Regions from separate parts of the Homo sapiens genome. Here region 2 is linked to region 1. A link is an interaction called in ENCODE POLR2A ChIA-PET data of the cell type or tissue named here. Cell type or tissue: IMR-90. All regions are shown on one strand. Region 1 overlaps XYLT1 (xylosyltransferase 1). Region 2 overlaps XYLT1 (xylosyltransferase 1).

Region 1 (2,500 bases):
CCTCGAGGATGGCCTTGAGCATCTCAGCCTCCGTTGCCATGCTTCCCAGTGACTTTGAGGATGTCATCTGTTATGGGTTGAATTATGTCCCCTCTCCTGCCCCCAGATTCATATGTTGAAGTCCCGATTTCCAGTACATTGGAAGTTGACCTTGTTTGGAAAGACGGTCATTGCAGATGTAATTTGCAAAGATGCAGTCATACTAGAAGCGGGGGGGTCCCTAAGCTAATATGACTGGTGTCCTTATAAAAAGGGGGCATTTTAATTAGCCAGGTGTGGCGGCATGCACCTGTAATCCCAGCTACTCAGGAGGCTGAGGCAGGAGAATCACCTGAACCTGGGAGGTAGAGGTTGCAATGAGCCGAGATCGAGCCACTGCACTCCAGCCTGGGTGACAGAGCAAGACTCTGCCAAAAACAAAACAAAACAAAACAAAACAAAAAAACAGTGGGGGGGGGCGGGGACATTTGGACATAGCCATGCACACAGGGAGGACACTTTGTGAAGGCGAAGGCAGAGAGGGGCATGATGTATCTACAAGCGAAGGAACATTCAAGATTCCCAGCAGACCACCAGAAGCCAGGAGAGGGGCATGGAACATTCTTTCTCACAGGCTTCAAAAGGAACCAACCCTACCAACACCTTGATCTTAGATTTCTAGGCTCCAGAAATGGGAGGCAATACATTTTGATTGTTTAAGCCATTTAGTGGTGCTTTGTTATGGCAGCTGGCAAGAAACGAATACATCATCCAAGGGCCATGGTTCACCCATCATCTACTCCCCGAAAAAAATCACTCATACTCACTTAAATCCACGTCTCCACCTGTGCCCTGAGTAAGTCCTTAAATCTGCCATGTAGGCCACCGAAGTTTCAGCTGTCTCTGCCCTTTAGTCTTGCAGAAACACAGTCGGTCTTACGTTGTTACTTTACAGGTAACACCCTCCCTGTGACATTCTAAGCCCCAGATGGGGAGCTGGGCCTCTTTCTTTGTCTTGATTCCAGCAGGCACTTAAGCAGTGCTTGTTGGATTCAGTAGATTTGCCCACTCTGACTCCTGAGATAGACTAGATGCACTTCTAGTCCTTATCTTTCTGGAGTTTTAGCCTCTTGCCTTGTCAGTCCTTTGGTGACCATATGCCACTCAATATTTACGTGGCCTCCGTGGATCCAAGGTCTGCATTTTCCAATCTGGACTCGTATATGTGAAAGAGCTGTTCACGAGATCAGCAGTTTGAGCCAGCCTGACCAACACGGTGAAACCCCGTCTCTACTAATAATACAAAAATTAGCCGGGAATGGTGGTGCATGCCTGTAATCCCAGCTACTCAGGAGGCTGAGGCAGGAGAATCGCTTGAACCCGGGAGGCAGAGGTTGCAGTGAGCCGAGATCGCACCACTGCACTCCAGCCTGGGCAATACACTGTCTCAAAAAAAAAAAAAAAAAAAAAGAGCTATTCAAACTATGGAGTGCCCTAGTAAAATCGTAGCAATGACTCATTCCGCTGTTTGTATGTCTGAAGAGGGACAGTGAGCTAGACTCAAAGGCTCAGGTTCCGGTCCAGCTTTATCATTCACCAGATGGCTATCCCTAGGAAAGTCACTTGACCTCTCTGAACTTTAGTTTTCTCAGCTTGCCTTGTCTGCCTGGGTTGGCAGGGAACCAAGAATATGTGTGAGAGGCCTTTGATAGCATCAGAGCAGAGGCTGTAGACATAGAGTAAAGGGGGGAATGAAAAGGTTCTCATGGTGATCTGGAGAACAGGTACCCCAGCAAAAGGGGTCTCCATGGGAAGGGTGGGCCCAGGGTTGCCAGATCGTCAGAGTTTTTAATAGAAGCCGGAAAGGCGGTTTATTATGATGTATCCCAGCCATCCAATGTTGTCTCGGGTGTTTTTTAAGCACCACAGGTTCATATCAAATTAGATTGCAGACTGTTTCTGGGCCCATGAGCCACCGTTCTGTGATGCCTGCTGTAGGATTTGATTCAGATAGAGGTCGATGGCAATGCTTATTTCCTTTCTGTTACCCGAACCTGCCGATCCAAGCATCCTCCTCAATAACTCTGAAATGCAAGAGTCAATATTAACCAAGGAAAATTTACGTTGTCACCCTCCAGGAAGCCTTCCCTGATCACATCCCTCCTGAATTGAATTGGATCAGAGGTTGGCCAGCCTTTTCTTAAAGGAGCAGATAAGAGGTATTTTAGATGTTGAGGGCCCTTCAGTCTCCTTGGCAACTACTGAACTGTGCCTCTGCAGCCGGAAAGCAGCCAGAGATAACATGTAAACAAATGAACGTGGCTGTGTGCCAATAAAATTTTATTTGCGAAAATAGGCCACGAGCTGAATCTGGCTATGGTATGGGATGGTAATCATTTCCTGATACTCTAGTTAGATACTTTTTTTTCTGAGGTGGAGTCCCACTCTGCCCAGGCCAGAGTACAGTGGCCTGATCTTGGCTCACTGCAACCTGCACCTCCTGGGTTCAAGCCATTCTCCT
Region 2 (2,500 bases), 190 kb after region 1:
CCAGCTACTCAGGAGGCTGAGGCAGAAGAATTGCTTGAACCTGGGAGGCAGATGTTGCAGTGAGCCAAGATTGCACCATTGCACTCCAGCCTAGGTGACAAGAGTGAAACTCTGTCTCAAAAAAAAAAAAAAAAAAAAAAGAAAGAAAAGAAAACCAACCTGACTCTCAAGGGAGTACAGTTCTCTATGTGGCAATGCTAACTCCTGGATCGGGTTAGAATTCCAGATGATTCAGAAATTTCCAGAAATATCCAGAAATTTCATCTCCCTCATTTGGGTTTTTCCAAAATAGGGGTTTTGGAGTCTGGCACACCCAAGTGGTGGTTTCCATTCTCGCACCAACTGCTAACATGGCACCTGCCTCCTGAGACCTTGGGACAATTAAATAATGAGATCACATTTGACTGGTGCTTAGGCCATAATGAGTGTTTGTTTATTTCTGATTTATTTATTTTTAGAGACAGGGTCTCACTCTGTCACCCAGGCCAGAGTGCAGTGACACCATCGTAGCTCACTGCAGCCTCGAACTCCTGGACTCAAGCAGTCCTTCTGCCTCAGCCTCCAGGGTAGCTGGAATTACAGACGCAAGCCACCATGAGAAGTATTTGACGCAAGCATGATAAGTATTTGACATGCATCTGATAGCGTTACTAGTCTTTGAGATTCTACAGGACCAAGGAAAGAAATTGACTTGCCCAGGCCCCCGTGGCTGGTTCACAGCAGAAGCAGGAATTTGAATCCACCTCGTTGCTCTTTATCCAGTATGCTTGTCGCCACACAGCACCGCCTTTTCTAAACCCATCGAGAGCAGGGGATTCTTTCTGGGCACCAGACAGCTCCCAAGTTTAATCACCAGAAAACCTCTTTTAAAATTTCCCACTAGGATAAAGGCATCTCCCACCCAGATCTAACAAAGAACCTTGAGCGTGCAGGTTTTCTCCCCCAGTAAGACGAATCCCGCTCCTCTGCAACGCGCCTGCTGCCGCTGTGAAACTTTTCCTCATCTGTGATCATGAATCACCCTGGAACCCAGCGGGGTCAGAGATGGACCTCTCTTCCCACTTTGTAAATGAAGAACTGACAATCAGAGAGGGGCGGTGTCTTTCCTAAATCCACACAGTGCAAGGTTGCATTCTACACCCCAGCTCTGAATCCCAGTCACACCTTCCCAGGCAGCATAGAAGCTGGGCTCCAGCTGGGAGCTTCCTAACCCAAGCCTCATTTGCATACAACCTTGTTTCCATGTCTCTGTGTTCCCAAGACCCAACTAACCCTCTTAGTTGGAAGTAAGTCAGAAAGTGCCCCTTGCAGCAGCCGGAAGCAGCCCTTTCAGAGTATAAATAGAATCGAGGGCTTTGTTGGTAGAGTAACTATTCCAGTCAAGCAGCTCCTTCACATTTGTTATTAATTGTGGTCTGGGCATACGCTGCAGAGGGAAATTCCGGTTGTAGATGTTTATTTACAAGCAGCAGGCTCTAGAGTACACACAGCCCTGGGAGTCAGTGCAGCTTTGAGGTAGAACTCTGGAGCTGGGCCTGTTGGTTAAATCCTGATCATCGTGGATGAGCAGCCACATAGAAATGATGGCTATGACAGTATAATTTATTGAGGATTTGCTAGATGCCAGGCACTGTGCTCTCTCTTCTGGATGTGAATGTCCATGTGGGGTGGATTCTGTGATTATACATACCCATTTTACAGATCAGAATACTAAGGCTTGGAGAGATTGCATAAAAGGTCCAAGGTCATTCACATCTGCCTGACCACAGGTCATGTTCTAAACCCCTGCACCTTGCTTTCTCCTCCCAAATCATTATTGCAGGACACTGCTAACATGATCTTTGCCAGCACCACAACAGTGGAACAGCATGTTGACCCTTGCAAAGCACCTTCATCTCTGCTATGTCTTTGGAGCCCAAGGATTACATAGTCCTCGTTTGACCCACAATGCTGCTAAGAAATAGGGAATTTGAGTAACAGAACTAACACAGCACAGCTATCTACTGGGGGAGCTCTCCGGGACCCCCCATCATCCTCAGCCTTCACACCTGCACTGCAAAAATATACTTGATATTCTCTCTCGATAAACCTGGCTTGTTAACATTCATCTGAAGTCAGCTTCTCCTGCTGCCTCTAATCACTCTGATTTTTCCACTTATTTTCTGTTTTGTGCCATGGGAATCTGATTACATTGTTAAATTCTTTTTTTTTTTTTTTTTTTTTTTTGGAGCTGGGCACTGTTTGGGTTTTGGTCTTTCAAAGAGTTCCGTGTTCATAAAGACCCACATAGCTCTGACCACATGTCATTGTTATATCTGTCCTGCAGCTGAAAGCTGACACATTTCCTCTAGGGACGGATTTTCCTCTTTTTGAAATGAGGACAGTTTGATTGAGCATGGTGACCATGACAGGGCTCTGGGATCACAGACTCACTCCATTCTCAGCTCAGCTACTTTATAACTGGGACCTCTCCAAGCCTCAGCTTCCTTGTGCCTACAAT

Evidence for each region. Peaks named below come from ENCODE experiments on the same cell type or tissue, not always from the same donor. Only the 100,000 strongest peaks of a DNase experiment are listed, where the experiment ranks them.
Region 2: POLR2A ChIA-PET joins it to region 1 with 15 read pairs; 3 of 35 experiments call an interaction of 5 or more read pairs at or near these places.

Annotation. Positions count from the first base shown.
Region 1 is chr16:17,396,777-17,399,276 of GRCh38, reverse strand. All of the region lies in intron 1 of XYLT1 (xylosyltransferase 1), which reads left to right. Among named protein-coding and RNA genes, the nearest start is that of XYLT1, 73 kb to the left of the region's middle. In IMR-90, no CTCF peak of the experiment used is centred here; a DNase peak (open chromatin) is centred at 1,526.
Region 2 is chr16:17,204,693-17,207,192 of GRCh38, reverse strand. The region is part of intron 3 of XYLT1 (xylosyltransferase 1); the gene reads left to right. Among named protein-coding and RNA genes, the nearest start is that of XYLT1, 270 kb to the left of the region's middle. In IMR-90, no CTCF peak of the experiment used is centred here; a DNase peak (open chromatin) is centred at 1,452.